Linked DNA regions of Homo sapiens: region 2 is linked to region 1. The links are chromatin contacts, found by Hi-C or POLR2A ChIA-PET in ENCODE. All regions are on one chromosome and are shown on one strand. Each heading gives the region's core, a stretch centred on a gene start or an enhancer-like site at or near the end of the contact. The rest is flanking DNA. Distances are from core to core; before and after follow the strand shown.

Region 1 (4,440 bases), core at 1,468-3,967:
TTAAAGCATTTGCCACAGGTATGTCTTCTGGCTCCTCCCAGTGGAGGTGAGCAGGTCTTTAATGGCAAATCCACTCTGACATTCCAATCTTCCTAAACCCTGGAATCCCATCCCCTACCTTAAATCAAGGGAGATGGGACATTTTCAGTTTGCTCATGGCGGGCCATTTTTTGACCCACATTTCAGTCAATCAACCCAGCAAACTGTTAGAGCCCTTTCCCTCTCCCTGTGTGCAACACTGCACGCAGAATCTCTGTTTGGTGGGCCCACACCAATACAGTTGGCCGGATCCAACTTGATGTTCCTTCTACCATTATCCCATACCCTTGATATCCCTCCCTGCACACTCTCCCTGGGTTTCTGTCTGTATAAATTGGAAACATAAAGTAGTTTTTTGCAGTGTAGTGCGCTCCTCACAAGCCACACGTCGACCCTCACCTTTAGGAACCTGCTGGAACTTGAGTCTGGTCATAGGTCTAGAAGCAAACAGGGGTGAGGGGGGCGGGTTCTGAGGAGAATCAGCATTGCCTTGCATGGCAACTGCCTCAGGGGAGGCCATTCACATTTCCTCTGGCCATGCAAGGTGAAACCCCTCGTAGGGATGTAGAAAGGCTGGTATCACTGCTGGGTAGGAAGGCCACATCTCCCGGGTTGGGGACAGCGCTTCTGCTGGGGCTTGCAAAGGCCACTTTTGCTGATGGTTGCGAGGTCTCTTTCACTGGCAGAAAAGACTCATCAGAATTTAGGGTCTCAGTGTCCCCAGCTTCATCAGGGTCTTCCCACACATCTCTGATCCAACGGACAGGATTCTATTCTGTCTTAATCAATGCCCTCACTTTACCAGTCATAGTAACGCAGCCAGTCTCAGTCTATGGCCTTCTTGTATTTATTATGGTGATTTTTTTTCTGTGTGTCTGGTTGTAGGGGGATTTTCACATTGAAAGCCAAAGGGGCACAGCACAGTCTCTGTCCTTGAGCTGCACCCACTTAACCAAAGTCCTGCCAGGCAGGCCTCTACTCCAGGTCTTCTGACTGCCACGTTCATATTGTTTTCACTCTTCACGGTAGCCAGGGATCCCACAGCCAAGGCCTGGGGGAGCACCTGACTAGTCGGTCGGGAAAGACACAGCCCCAAAGAGAAAAACCCAGGAGAGAAATTAGAGGGGAAAGGTGTGATCATGTCAGGATTTGATGGCTACACTGTGGTTCCTCTTGGTGACCAAGACCTCAATTCCACGAGCATTTGCCAAACACCTTTTAGGGCAGGTAGGTTCCATTCCTATACTGCCATCAATCCATAGGAACACAAGGATGAGAAGAGATAGTCCTGCCTCAGGGGTTTCCTATCTGTCAGGGAAGGTAGGTGCACAAATAGCCATACTTCTACGGTTCATGTTAATCTTCCTTTATGCAAATCTTCAGAATACAGTGTGGTTGTTTAGATAGAATCTAATAGGACCATGTAGGATCTATTGTCTAATAGGTAATTGTGTCATGGAAAAATAAAATGTATTAATTCAACATTTCATGGAAACTTTGCAGCAGCTTCAATTGGTCCTGTTTGTACCTCTCACCCCACCTTGTGGCCATTTATCTGAGTTGCAAGGTCAGTTCTTGGGTGAATCCTCTTGGAAAATGAATTTGCAGATCTAAATGTATCTTGAAATGTTACCAAACGTCTCAGAGAATGACAGCCTAACTGTTGAATGGGACATCTTTTGTACTTTGGAGCCCTGGAAACTTCTCAGTACATTTTGTCTGGCTGTTTTTTGAAACTGAAAAATATTACCTTTTCGCTTAGGTGGTTTTCATGAGTTGATTTCTAAAGAGGAAAGGATCTTTTAAGTGTTTTTTCCAGCCATGTTTTGTTAGACCAAGACAACCAGAGAGACAGAGAGAGAAAGAAAGAGAGGAAGAGAGAGAAGAAAGGTGAGGAGAGGAGAGGGGAAGAAAGAGAAAAATTAATAAAATACAAACAGTAAAACAACAACAACAACAAAAGCAAAACCAACTATTTTTGAAAGCACTAAATCTTAAATAGCACAAAAGTAAGATATTTTGTTCCAAATATATGAAGGCATTATATATGGCTATCCCATCTATCAAGTGCTGTATAGTTTTATGATCAAGACGTATTTATTAAGTAGCCTTTTTTTCCTACTAGGCATGGTGCAAAGTGAGTTAAGCAGATTAATTCCAAAGGCTTAAAGTAGCAACACCATTATTAAAAGTTACTATTATTCCAGAAGGAAAAATAAAATAGGAAAAATTAGCAGTTTGTTATTAGGTGTAAATAGTGATAACAAGAACTCAAATACTTGTTGGTGTCAAGAGATCGGGAATGGGAACCTTCAGTCTTCAGCCATGATCTTCATCAATTGGTTTTCCCATTATATGAGATTACATTTTGACATTTTCCACTCCAAAGCAACTTTAAGTCCTGTCTTCCAACCAATTGCTGCTCCTAACTCTCTCCTATAGAAATTGTGGAGCCACCATCTCTAAACATCCTGCCTAACAGGACTTCTAGAAGTTCGCCAAAGGTCTCCTCAACCCCAGTTCAGTGATATAATTTTGGTTTCTGAAGAGTGTTGACATTTATGGATCGTCTGGTTGGAGAACTAAAGAAATTTCTGGCAAGTGGATACCACATTGACAAGGTGCTCATCAGCTGGGTGAGTGAGCCAGTTAATTACTCTAGTGTGACTCACAAGCCTGCCAGTCATTAAACAAAGCAGGCTGTTCATTGTGTTTAACTGCGAGATCTGCCAGACTCAACTCAAAAGGTGGTTTCCTTTAGCTGCAAACTGCGTGCAATTCAGATCTCTCATTCCCATGACCATAAGACTGCAGGCTAATGTGAGGTCAAAAAGTATTCAAAATATCTGGCGGAAATGCCTGGTTCATATTTAAAACAAAGGTTTAGTAAAAAGAAAAGATGAAAATGATTTGAAAGGGACTAATTACAATAACCACAAATGAACCAAATAACAAGTCAAAAATTTAGCAAGAAGTCCCTGAATAGCTACTTCCCTGAGTGGCTAAGATGGCAGGTTTAAAGAGATGTAATGTGGAAGATTATTTTAATGCCCAGGAGAAAACATATATTTCATTCATAGATAATAGATATAAAATCTAAATCAGATGGGCTCACAGAGAGAAGAACAGAGAGGTAAGGAAAAAGGAGGCAGTGGAGCACATTCGTTCACTCATTCATTCATTCATTCATTCAGCATTTATTTATCGAGTGCCTAAATCTATTCATTCATTCAGCTCAGCATTCATTTGAGTGCAGGTACTCACCTAGGCAAGAATGATACCAAAGCCAGAGAGTCTGTGTTTATGGAGCTTCAGCCTAGATGGAGGCAAGAACATGAATAGTGTCAGCTGGGACCATGGCTACTAGGAGAGGTAGCTGTGCCGTATAATATTTTTAAAAGGAACAAATAGGCACAGAAAGGCTCCTGAGAAAGTGACACTTGGGTTGAAAGGGGTTAATTCCTAGACAAGAGGAGAAGAGTCCTGCAGGTAGTGGGAACAGCATGAGGAAAGGCCCTGTGGCACGAGGAGCCCGGTGAGTACAAGGGCCTGTGAAAGAGCAGTGTGGCTGCGGCGCAGGCTGTGAGCTGGTAGGACCTGGAAGATGCAGGGCTCTGAGGGCCGTGTCGGGAGTGAATCGGTAACATGCTCTGTTCCCCTGCTCCTCTCAGAAAGTAAGTAGATCTCCTGCTTAGAGGAATGTGACAAGGCAGAAAAGAACTGCAAGGCTCCTCTGGCTTTGGTTTTCATAAAAAAAAGTGTTAGTGGGTGCCTAGTGTAGTGGCTCACGCCTGTAATCCCAGCACTTTGGGAGGCCGAGGTGGGCAGATGCCTTTGAGTCCAGGAGTTTGAGACCAGCCTGGCCAAAATGGTGAAACCCTGTCCGCCAAAAAATACAAAAATAAGCCAGGCATTGTGGCTCATGCTTGTAGTTCCGGCTACTACGGAGGCTCAGGTGGGAGGATCACTTGAGCCCAGGAGCTGGAGGTTGCAGTGAGCCGAGATCACACCACTGCACTCCAGCCTGGGTGAGAGAGCGAGACCCTGTCTCAAAAATAAAAATAAAAATAAAATAAAATAAAATAAAATAAAATGTGTTAGGGGAATGCAAGGGACTCCCAATTCAGGAAAAATGTTTAGAAGGTCTCCTTCCATTAAACTTGAAAGAGTTCCCTGGGGGCTGAGGAAGGAAGAGGAAGGTGAGGAAAGGGGTGGATGTGGGTGCAGAGGATCCCACTGAGAGGGTTCCTGCTCTCCACTCTTCCTAGAGAACCCAGGGTGGTCAGGGGGCTTAGGTGGGAGTGGGGAAGGCCCACGGGAAGGTCAGGCAGCTGGGGCCTTGGGCAGCCTCACAACATGGCTAAGGGGCATCAGAAAGAGCCACTGAGCCTGGCAGACCAT
Region 2 (4,699 bases), core at 1-2,500, 59 kb after region 1:
GCCTTATTAGAACATTTCAGCTGAGTTTTCAATTCAGGGACATTTGGAAATTTTTTTTTAATCTAAAGTAGAATTCCTAAGTGAGGTAACTCTGATGTGAAAACTGACTCTGGAAACCTGGATTGGTGACTATGATGGTTCAGCAAGCTGGGAATTCACTTATAACATCATTTCAAGTTAGAAAAATTGGTGTTGTGTTTGCAGTCATCTGTAACAACATGAAGTTTCAAGGGTTTTGGCAGACCCACATGAAGTACTTTGGAGCCTAAAAGTCACAGAGGCTAACTCCCTGGATACGTTTACTGTTGCTCTCAGAGATGATGGAATGACTAAAAAGCCATGAGAAGGGCTCTTCATAGAGGCCCTTTTCTGAGAAGTTTGCGTTGCATGGCATTAGGAAGAAGGTCATGTGCTTTTCAAAAATTCCATCTGCATAGGAACGAGAGCAATGCTAACATGAAATGGAGCAGGATTGCTGTATAGTTTTCAAACTATTCATGCATTCACTCAACAGTGCATTCACTCCACAAATATTTTCTGAGCTCCTTTTTGTTTTGTTTTGAGACAGGGTCTCATTGTGTCACTCAGGCTGGAGTGCAGTGGCACCATCACAGCTCACTGCAGCCTTGACCCCCGGGCTTAAGTGATCCTCCCACCTCAGCCTCCTGAATAGCTGGGACTATAGGCAGGCACCACCATGCTAATTTTTGCATTTTTTGTATAGATGGAGTTTTGCCATATTGCCTAGGCTAGTCTCAACTCCTGAGCTCAAGTGATTCACTCTTCTCAGCTTCCCAAAGTACTGGGATTACAGGCGTAAGCCACCATGCCTGGCCTCTGAGCTCCTTCTACGTGGCAGTTCCTGGGAGCCACTGGGGATAGTTGTCTGATGAACTGTATATTCTAGCAGAGACTGGGGGCTGGGTAGTGGATAGAGAGAGATGGTAAACCCATAAAATAAATGTAGAAAACAAGATTATAAGAGCAAGTAACCATACTTTTGAGAGACAATGGATTAAAAAAAAAAGAGAGCTTCTTCACTATCTCAAAGAAAAACATGTATGTTGAATAACACCTCCCAAAATGTAGTCATTGAAATGTGTTTTAGGTTTTTGGAAAAATTATCCTGAAGGAGCTGGCATTGATTTCCTTCCTGAATCTGTAAGCAGGTAAATAATGGAATCACCATGCGGCATCAGACTGCGAGGCACCGCCACCTGATTGAGGGTCCTGGAAGAAGCAGCGAAGCCTGCAGCAAGCTCAGCTCACAAGGCTGCCCAGGTGCCTCTGCAGCAGGCAGTCTTTTTCACTTTGCCATTGAGTTTGCTGCCCCCTAGCTTTCATAAGGCATAATCCCGAGAGTAGGTTATGATTAGTGATGGAGGAAAGAAAAATCTCCATGAAGCCCGCATCTCCAGTATGGTGACTGGGTCTGATAAGCGCGCCATGCATGTCTTGTAGAGGCAGCTTCCAGAACTTCCTGGTCAGGTTTAGAGGTGGTGATCTGATTGGAAAAGCTGGAGAGGGGCAGGCGGGGAAGTGTCTGGAAGCTACTCATTGCTTTTACTTAGATGTTTGTTATTTGGAGGCTTGGAAAGAGGTCGATGGGGTACCCCTTGGCCACTGAGTCCCCTATCAACGGGCATCAGCATCTCACTGGGTGGGGATGCTCTGCTTCCATGGTTGGCTCTGTAGTCATAGGAACTTGCCGTGGTGGTTGTTGTTTAGAATATAATATACAAGCCTTTATTAATATATTAAATACCAAGAGCTAGTCGTAGCTCTATAATTTTAAAGTAGTGATGAATGTAATGATATTTTAAAATATCTATAACAACTGTAAAATGATATGAAAATAACTGTGGATTTCATTGGTGATAAAGTCATAGATATTGCTAACACTACTGTGGTTTGCTGCCTACATTTATAAAGGAAGAAACTGCTAAATTTCAGTTAGATGTTAGTGAATATGAAAACTTTTTTTTTCAAATTCAAGTTCATGGACCTGCTAAATTCAATCCTTGGCCCTTTGGGGGTCTGAGGATTCCAGTTAAAAAAATCCTGACCTATAATAAGACCAAAGTACTCACATCGAGAGAGTGAAAGATAAAATAATAATAGAAGTCAACTTAACATTAATAATATTAATAAGAGGAATTGTTTAATATGGTCTGTGTATTTGCAGGTTTCTACTGCTAGAGACATACAAAATTCAGTATGGAGTAAAAGCTATGTCTTGAAAAGGACCAAGATATAAAATGACACTAAATTAAGGTGTAAATATTTTCTCAAAAAAGTTTAAGACTTGGCCAGGTGCGGTGGCTCACGCCTCTAATCCCAGCACTTTGGGAGGCCAAGGCGGGCGGATCACGAGGTCAGGAGATCGAGACCATCCTGGCTAACATGGTGAAACCCGGCCTTTACTAAAAATACAAAAAATGAGCCAGGCGTGGTGGCGGGCGCCTGTAGTCCCAGCTACTCGGGAGGCTGAGGCAGGAGAATGGCGTGAACCTGGGAGGCGGAGCTTGCAGTGAGCGGAGATCCCGCCACTGCACTCCAGCCTGGGCGACAGAGCGAGACTCCGTCTCAAAAAAAAAAAAAAAAAATTAAGATTTATCCATTGCAAGTTCAAATACTATGTGAAGATATGATCAAGGAGAAGAAACGCCATGATAAAGTAGAGCTAATGACAGAAAGAAGAAATCAGTTAGGTTTTTTGATGCATGTATTCTTGAGAACAGTCTCTCAGGTATTGTGAAATCTTCGTTAATCAAGGTATAGTATATGATGATGTTGTATAAGAGACCTTCAGCAAGAAACTATATTGAGTCACTCTAGATTCATATATGTGCATGTGTGCATGTATCTATATATGGGTTCATATATATATGGGTTCATAAATATATATGGGTTCAAATGCCAATATTAGAGTTATTGATAACAAATCATAGATTCCAGGCAGATCACTGGAGTTCAGGAAAGAATATTTAGCAGGAAAATTGGCCAGGTATGGTGGCTCACACTTGTAATCCCAGCACTTTGGGAGGCTGAGACGGGCAGATCACTTAAGCTCAGGAGTTTGAGACAAACCTGGGCAATATGGCAAAACCCCATCTCTATAAATAAATACAAAATATAGCCAGGCATGGTGGTGCATGCCTATAGTCTCAGCTACTTAGCAGACTGAGGTGGGAGGATGGCTTGAGCCCAGGAGGCAGAGGTTACAGTGAGCCGAGATCATGCCACTGCACTCCAGCCTGGGTGATAGAGCCATACTTTGTCTCAAAAAAAAAACAAAAAACAAAACCGAATATGTATATTTAGTAGGAAAATTATGTCGCATTTGGGCTAGGACACTGCTTTGGTGGACTCTCTTATCATTTGGTTCTTGTACCAGGACACAGACCAACCCCTTAGCTAAAAGGAACTCCCTGTTGTTTTTGCCTTTCCTCTACTGTAGTTGGATTCCTACAGTATTTTTCTGTAAAATAACCATTCCTATTTCTTAAGCATCAATGAAAAATAATAGTATTTTTCTTCTTCCAAAAGCTTGCCACTGCTTGGTTAAAAGAAGGGAGGGGGTGGGGAGATTGATGGGGGCAGGGAGGTTCACGATGCCATTACTTGAGCTGGCAGCCTCTTTGCTGCCCAACTTCAGGGAAATGATAGGAAGAGCAGGTATAATCAGGACAAGAAGGTCCCCAGGTTAGAGGGAGAGCAGTCATTCTGCCTGCTGACTTTAAAATGCTTTCTTGTCCTCTTATTTTAGAATGCAGGTCTGGTGACTGTCACTACCACTCCTCTCAACTGTGGCCCTCGACTGAGGGTGCTCCTGGGCCGCCCCGCACATGAAAAGCTGCTGATGCTGCTCCCCGTGGGGTACCCCAGCAAGGAGGCCACGGTGCCTGACCTCAAGCGCAAACCTCTGGACCAGATCATGGTGACAGTGTAGGCAGGGCCCCCCAAGGGAGTGGCAGGGAGATGGCGCCCCTGCTTTTCCCTGAGCCTCTCGCCTGCTCCTCTTGGGTCTCTTGGCTGCTCTTTCTCCAGGTGTCAGGTCCCCTCATTGCTCTTCTCAGGTGGCCACACTATGTCAAGAAGCCTCTCCACACTCTGTGGCACTTCCAGTCCCATAAATCCTGTTTCTTATCCACTTTGGAAATGCATGAACACTTTACAAAGAACATGCCCGGGTTTTTACATTTTAAAAGTTATTCTAGACAATCACTATTGGCTTTTTTCTTTTATTTTTAAAAAACTCACATAGAGGAGACAATCAGAAATTTACCATAGTCCCAAGAATTCAGCTACATGATGACTCGAATTTAAATTTAGATTAATCAAATGGTCTCCTGTTCTCTGATTTCTGGTGGCTTTTAGACACTAATTTTTGAGAACTACTTTTTTTTTTTTACCAAACTTCAGGGACACTCTGCTAGTTTTGAATAAGTAACCATCAAAGTTACTAAAACATGGCCAGGCGCAGTGGCTCATGCCTGTAATCCCAGCACTTTGGGAGGCCGAGGTGGGCAGATTGCCTGAGCTCAAGAGTTCGAGACCAGCCTGGCCAACATGGTGAAACCCCATCTCTACTAAAAATACAAAAAATTAGCTGGGCATGCACTTGTAATTCCAGCTACTCAGGAGGCTGAGGCAAGAGAACTGCTTGAATCCGGGAGGTAGAGATTGCAGTGAGTCA

The links. A loop is a pair of places that touch in the nucleus more often than their neighbours do. ChIA-PET counts read pairs that join two places held with the same protein, here RNA polymerase II (POLR2A). Pooled maps may share reads with other maps.
Region 2: a map of Caco-2 shows a loop between it and region 1 (8-fold over the local background). The contact joins two enhancer-like sites. A Hi-C loop is called at or near these places in 16 of 168 maps with a recorded cell type or tissue (CD8-positive, alpha-beta T cell, Caco-2, Calu3 and 11 more), 1 of 37 single-sample maps with no recorded cell type and 18 of 50 pooled maps. POLR2A ChIA-PET finds 5 or more read pairs at or near these places in 2 of 52 experiments (K562 and OCI-LY7).

The regions. Positions count from the first base shown.
Region 1 is chr6:150,333,739-150,338,178 of GRCh38, forward strand. No RefSeq gene overlaps it. Among named protein-coding and RNA genes, the nearest start is that of IYD, 33 kb to the right of the region's middle. RefSeq lists a silencer at 1,435-1,729. Within about 2 kb of position 2,718, at least 3 of the 41 ENCODE cell types and tissues checked have a DNase peak (open chromatin) inside an H3K27ac peak, as active enhancers do.
Region 2 is chr6:150,394,286-150,398,984 of GRCh38, forward strand. It overlaps IYD (iodotyrosine deiodinase), which reads left to right. Exons shown (of 5, transcript NM_203395.3): 5 at 3,770-4,699. The coding sequence ends at 3,952. Among named protein-coding and RNA genes, the nearest start is that of IYD, 28 kb to the left of the region's middle. Within about 2 kb of position 1,251, at least 2 of the 41 ENCODE cell types and tissues checked have a DNase peak (open chromatin) inside an H3K27ac peak, as active enhancers do.